Linked DNA regions of Homo sapiens: region 1 is linked to region 2. A link is a contact called in ENCODE Hi-C or POLR2A ChIA-PET data. All regions are on one chromosome and are shown on one strand. The core of a region is the stretch at or near the end of the contact, and the rest is flanking DNA. Distances in the headings are between cores, read along the strand shown. Region 1 overlaps LINC02397 (long intergenic non-protein coding RNA 2397). Region 2 overlaps LINC01619 (long intergenic non-protein coding RNA 1619).

What was found. Hi-C counts contacts between places; a loop is a spot of excess contacts on that map. ChIA-PET counts read pairs that join two places held with the same protein, here RNA polymerase II (POLR2A). Pooled maps may share reads with other maps.
Region 1: a loop to region 2 is called in a pooled map, with 2.1 times the contacts of the local background. The contact joins two enhancer-like sites. A Hi-C loop is called at or near these places in 2 of 37 single-sample maps with no recorded cell type and 7 of 50 pooled maps. POLR2A ChIA-PET finds 5 or more read pairs at or near these places in 3 of 52 experiments (H1, activated CD4-positive, alpha-beta T cell and activated T-cell).

What each region holds. Positions count from the first base shown.
Region 1 is chr12:92,483,843-92,487,232 of GRCh38, forward strand. It overlaps LINC02397 (long intergenic non-protein coding RNA 2397), which reads left to right. Exons shown (of 2, transcript NR_144532.1): 2 at 1-105. Among named protein-coding and RNA genes, the nearest start is that of LINC02397, 19 kb to the left of the region's middle. Within about 2 kb of position 1,774, at least 2 of the 41 ENCODE cell types and tissues checked have a DNase peak (open chromatin) inside an H3K27ac peak, as active enhancers do.
Region 2 is chr12:92,033,334-92,036,795 of GRCh38, forward strand. All of the region lies in intron 1 of LINC01619 (long intergenic non-protein coding RNA 1619), which reads right to left. Among named protein-coding and RNA genes, the nearest start is that of LINC01619, 110 kb to the right of the region's middle. RefSeq lists enhancers at 1,640-1,934, 1,658-1,967. Within about 2 kb of position 1,683, at least 27 of the 41 ENCODE cell types and tissues checked have a DNase peak (open chromatin) inside an H3K27ac peak, as active enhancers do.

The DNA.
Region 1 (3,390 bases), core at 524-3,023, 450 kb after region 2:
AACTTATGTTTTAATACACCTCTTAATTCTGTTTTGATCCCACACCAACCAAGATGCAAAACTAATTTTTTCGCCCATTTCCATAAAAAACACAATTACAATGGGCCTAATGTGGTTTATGTCATTTTCCCTGAAGATTTGTGGTGGTATAGGAAGCAGTCACAGCACCCTGTATAAAGCTCTTCCATGGCCTGCCCCCTTTTCGCAGTCACCTCTATTATTTGAAGGAATGGTCCAACCAACCTCAAAGCTCTGGAAATTTGCCCCAAAATAATTTTACCCTGAAGCCATTGAAGCTTAAGTTTCAGACCCCAGTTTCACATTCCTGTGAGTTCTGCAAGTCACTGGGAGCTATAGAGTCTTCTACGTAGATTTGGGAAACAAGGTGAAAATACCTCAAGAAATCTCAGAAGCCAGGGGCCTGCATCTCCAAGCCTCTGGCAATTTTCTTGTGGTTTCTATCCTCACTCTAGATATTTGCTTTTGAGACTGATTTTGAATTCAGAATTTTATATTCTCTCAAAAAGAGAATTCTCCAAATTCTATAAGCTTCAGGCTCTACAAAACTTGTCTATTCTGCCTAACTAGATTTATCATAGCACGTACCAAAGATGGCCCTGCCTCATGAGGACTTTTCATATCAGACCCTTAGATAATAATATTCCCTCATGTAAGTAATAATATTTCCGCATGTAGTTATGTATGAATAATTTTCATTCATCTATATCATGTTGGCCATAGTCAGTGTCCATGTCCAATTTATTTTTTGTGTCCTTGGTGCTCAGAAAGTTACCAGATGTTCAGTCAGAATTTTATTTAAAATATTTTGATGAACTAGATTTAAAGATAGATTAAATTAATTCCTACACATGATTTAATTTAATGGATAAAATAAGGGACTGAGCATTAGCCTGAACTGTGTACTTGCATTAGCCCTGATGTTCCCCAGAGGGAATAATATGTGAAGAATACTGCATAGGCTGAAAAACAAGAGTTCCCAGCAGACCAATATTCTTTCTTTCTGCAAGCTGTGAGACACCTGGGGAAAGTTCTCCACATTTGGTTTTTCAGCTACTCCACCCATGACTAGAAGGAAGATTTTATTTTATTATTTTATTTTATTGTATTTTTTAACAGTAAAAGAAAAATTATTGTTATTTTAATGAAAAAGAACCACCTGGAAAGTCTAGTGACATTTTTGAAGGCAGGGACCACTTTTTCCAGGGATTTGTTTCCCTATGCTAGTGCTCCATTCACCCTTGCACCACTTCAGCAAAGCACATAGTAGGTGTAGCAGGGAGATGTTAAGATGGAAACTTGGCCCTGACCATAGGCCAAGCCAGGGTGTCTAGTCGGGATTTATCCATAAACATCAATATTTATCACTAGATGATATATTGATTTCTTATCTGCCTCCTATACCTATTGATCTATTTTTCACAGCTTATAGTGGGGAGGGTCATGTTCAGTTATTATCCTTAAACCAAAACAATCTCTTCTTGAAAAATAGGATGCTATGCTCTGATGTTTGCAGAGGCCAGGAAATTCTTGCTCTGAGAGTTCCAGAAAAAAAGATTTGTCCAGATTTGAACTAATTTCAGAAAAACAAAACAAAAACAAAAAACCATCCAAGGTTAAGAGGTGACTTCTGACTCACAGAATGAACAAGAAGGCAGGGGAAAAAATAAGTCCCCCAAGATTCAGGTCAAAGGAAATGAACAGAAGGATGATGGAGTGGCCCAGAGGAGGATCACGTGACAGAAAAGTCAAGATAAATTAGTGGCAGGACAGAGGAAAAGAACTAAAGACCTGCAGGATCCTGAAAGAAAGAATGAAAGGAAGCAGATGAAGATTCTAGAGCCCAGCTGAATAGCCAGGCCGCCTGAGGGTAAAGAGGGAGAGAAAGAGGAAGCAGTGAATCAAATCAAAAAAGGATAGAAAAATACAGAGAAACAAGCCAGGGCACGGTGGCTCTCACCTGTAATCCCAGCACTTTGGGATGACAAGGAAGGCGGATCACATGAGGCCAGGAATTTGAGACCACGCTGGCCAACATGGCAAAACCCTGTCTCTACTAGAAAAATATGGAGGAATGTTTGAGAGATTGTGCACTGCCAGGGGTGAGGACATAAATTTATTTGCTATGTGAATGTTTTTTGAGACTCATCTAGTTCCTTTACAATTTTAATTTAGAATTTCTTTAGCTCCAAATCAGGATCATTAGCTGGGAGTTCTTATAAATCAAAAGCAAAACAAAGCTATTGCAAACAAGTGGGAGTTCTCATAACCTTAATCAGAAAGGCTTGAGTTGCATTTCCAAATCCTGTCTCTAGAGACCATGAGTTTTTAATGATAGTATTTCCATGAAAGCCCAATTGAATACAATCACCACCCAGACCAAAGTGTAGGGGAAATCATAAAGCTACTTTCAAATCCGAGTCTTCTTTGAAATTTAAAATTATATTCCATGATAATGGTTCTCATAAACCTTAATGCAAGGGAAAAAAAAAAAACTACAGCAGAATAAAGAAGATTTAAAAAGAAGCAGGATAGGAAAAAAGACAAGCCAGAGGCTAGCTATATCTTTTCATAAAGCACACCTGGTCTCATAAGCACATGAGAGCTAGGCCCAGAAGTTTCGAGCCTTGGAGACTCACTTCAAACAAATTCCAGGGAAAGACACTCAATTAAGTGTTCAGGACAATTGTATATCCCCAGTGCACTCATGTACTGGAAGTGCTTAAACTCTGCCCTCAGTGGTCAATAAAATGGTATTAAGTCACAGACAACCCATTGCCATTGGTATTGGCTGATGTCTCTGGTAGTTTATGTGATGACAAACATTAGCCTTAACAGCAGAGCCTTCCTTTCTTTGATTTCCGTGTGAAATTCTGTGGCTGGGAGATGTTTATGTTCACATGAACATAACTGTAAGCAAACCATCTTATGGTAGACATCTCTCCAGAAAAAGCAAATTCCATCTTTTTAAATAGAAAAAAAAAACAGCAGCAAAATGAAATTAATGCCTTTGGCTCATTGTGTTGTAAAATTATCCTTGAAGTTATTTCACACTGCCCTAAAAAATCATTGAATTCAGATTATAACACAGCTCTTATGAAGCTGTTAGGCAGTTGCATCTTTAATGAGGCTGAGTAGGTAAGAGGAACAGATACTCTAGATTGAAAGCCATCGCAAAAAATGTGAAACAACTGTATTAAATTTAATTTAATTTAACCAATGGGTGTATTTATTCCCTGCCTTCTTCCAGAAAGGATTTAGGGAGCTTAGGTAATGTGGAGGTCTGAAGGTGTAGATACTCATGAAAGCCTCAGATTAATATCTAGAACATATAATGTGTCCAGATAGTTTTCAATTATCAATGCATTAATC
Region 2 (3,462 bases), core at 433-2,932:
AGATGGAACAACTTCTCCCTTCTAAGGTGAAAGAAATAGGAATATTGGATTCATAACCCCTTAAGATGTTGACTTGCCATAGGTATCACCAAAGGACGTTCCAAGAATAGAAATGTTCTTGATGTCAAGCTAAAGTTTACATGTAGCTGGCCCTTTTTGGTCACCACATATGGTTTGGGCACGTATTTATTTTGATTCATTTTGACTCTTTTAAATATGTTTTATCTGTATTTTATGTTGAAAATATATCTATCTAACTGCTTTCTTTTTATATGGCCCTAACCATGTCTCACTCAGAAATAGTGTCCCTTCATTCTAATGTGACTTCTTCCTAGTGTTTCACCATGCGGTGAATGAAGAGGGGTGCTGGAAATGTCCCCAGATGTTCTAACATACTTGCCAAAGCTGATTACAGCATTTTTGTTTAATTAAAACAAACTTACATGACATATTTCTTTTCATAAAGGTAGTTTTTGTTTAATTGTAGAAAAGTTAGAAGATACAAATAAGGGAAAACAAGGAGAAGAAGGGAGAGAGGGAGACATGAATGAAGAAAGAGAAGAAGAAAGGAGGGAGGGAGGAAGGGAAAGAGAAAAGAAGACTTGCAGAGAAAACTTATCATCCCCAGAGAAGCCATCATTAGCATCTAAATGTTCAGCTTTTCAAAGCCCCCACCCCTTTTTTTTAACTATATATGGTGGGGTTATTTTTACAAAAATGTGATCATAGTCTTTTTTTTATTTTTATTTATTTATTTTTTTTGAGGCACGGGGCTGGCTCTGTTTCTCAGACTGGAGTGCAGTGGCTTCCTGCAGCCTTGAACTTCTGGGCTCAAGCAATCCTCCCACTTCAGCCTCCAGAGTATGTGGGACTACAGGTGCATGCTGCCACCACACCTAGTTCTTTTTTTTTAGTAGAGACAGAGTCTGCCCAGGCTGTTATCAAACTCCTGGGCTCAAGTGATCCTCTCGCCTTGGCCAACCAAAGTGCTGGGATTACAGGTATGAACCATTGCACCTGGCTGAATCATACTTTTATAACTTGCTTGTTCCACTACTCCATATATCTAAATTATTAAATATTATTTCTACTAAATTCTTAATACTAGGAGTTCTTAACCTTTGAGTGATAGACAGGTTCCTGTTTAAATCTCTTTATATTACATGAAAATGTTGAGCATATGGAGATTTTTCTAGGGAGATGGTTCACAGCTTTTATTGAGCTCCCCAAGGGTGCCCACAATCAAAAATTTTTAAGGCCACTGTTTTACACCCTCATTTTAAATGGTAAAAATAGATATATCTGGAAGAGATATAAACAGACACATATCATGATTTTTTTAACCAAATTCTTGTTACACATTTAATTCCATCCCACTTTTGAACTATTATAAACAATATGCAGTGAACTTAGCTTTTAAAACTTTAACTACATAACTATTTCCCGTGATACTGGCAGAAATGACATTGCTGGGAATTTTTTCAGTGTGAAGTAACACAGATTGACAAATTGTCACAGCACTTAACAAGTGACTTTTTACACCATAGAACCCACCTTGTTCAGATACTACAGCTAGAACTGTATCATGAGAGAGCCACCCTCCTGCACATACTGCAGGAAGGAGCAACATTTCCTGCATTTGTTTGGTTTTGTTACCGACTTGCCGCCCTGCCTGCCACTTTGAGGCACAGTTGCAGCGCCTCTGTTTACATTTTTGGAGGACACGTGGACAAGCCCAGGCAAAGCCGAACAGCACACGGTACATCAATCACACAAGGAACATCTGCTGATTCCCTTGGGGGAAACAGAATGATTCCGAGAGTTGGGGCACTGCCAACGGGAAATTCACACAGATGAAAGCAACAGAATTCATGCTTGCAGTTTCAAGGGGGTGGAGGAAGGAGGAGAAAGAGAGTGGGTAAGCAGCAAGGTGAAATACAGGGTTCCCCCCCGAGTCTCACTTGTTACATATGAAAAGGTTTAAATCAGTGTTTTAAAATATCGGAACTGGAAGTTGTGAAAGCAAAACTATTCTTTGGTTTCAGATGTATTTTCATCTAGAGACCTTATTAAGGAATTTGCTAGAATAGTTTTAGTGACCCAAAAATAAATATTGATTGGTTCTGTATGTATTTATAAAAGTATACCTGGTCTGGGGGATCTGAGGCTACTGGATCATAAGAGAGTACAATGAAACCAGAGTGTGCTAACCTGCACATCTTGAAGGACTAACATCTTCCAGGTTTGCTGTTGTTTACGTGCTGCCTGTGAAAAGCAGAGTTTTGAGTGTTTTCAGCACCAAAGTCCCCTCAAAGCAAAAGAACAAAACCATCAAGATGTTATTGGTAATTCATAATCTGAAGCTGAGCATATAAGAATTTGTCTTTTTTAATTGTGGATACATTGAATTTGGGCTCCCAAATGGTGTTCTTATGATTTCAGTTTTTCTCTCAGAGAAAATACTGTACCAACAAGCCCTGTCAGAAGTCACCTCCAAATGCATGGAATACCAGGAATGACCCCTCCCTTCCTTCAGATCTGATATTTCCTTGGCAAGCACTTTTTCTCAGACTATCTTGCCATCGAATTTCTATACCGCCTCAAGATGACACTTTGTCTAGCAAAAAGTGATGCAAAGCTCTTTTGCAAAAGCCCCTCAAATTAATACACCTTACATATTTTCACTAATAAAACTTTCCTTGGAAGCCCCATATGTGTAATTATGCTTTCACAGATGTAAACAACTAAAACACAAGAAGATTAAATGATCTCTCTGAGATGACCTAGCAAATCATCCACCAAATGCATGATGTCTGACAACTTATGACATACAAATGCTTACACTGACAACTCGCCCTCATCCTTGTTTCTGTGCAGAAAAATAAGGGAAATCGTTTACTGGCCCAGAAGACCTCACGATGGCAAATTCAATCAGATCCTCATTAACCAGATCAAAATGAGGCCTGACAGAGTCTTCATTAGATCTACAAAATCCTGTTCGTTTTAGCTCTGAGTCTCCTGACTTGTCCGTGTCATCATAAATTGGTTGTTTTGAAGTCAGAGAGGACAAAGTGCTTGCAGATGATGGTCACCCTGCCTGACCTATAAGGACAAGGTTCTGTTAGAAAAAATGAAACAGTGCAGCAGTGGCAAGGCCTGGCCAAAGAAATAGGTTTGCTAACCGGCAAGAAACAGAGAAAAGAAAAACCCAGTTATTTAAAAATACTGACCAAAATACTAACAACTACAAAGACATTGTCCCAGTCCCATCACGGAAACCAATGTAAACTTCTCTTGTGAAGCTGAATTACAGGTCACTTAAGTTCTATTACATACATTTTACATTCCCAGTCAGAAAAATGGCATCCTCTATATCTGAAAAAATTCATCTAACCCCAGATGAAGTCTTCTTTTTTTTTTTATAATGGAATTAAATTCTGTCACTTTTTTTAGCAGTGGTGC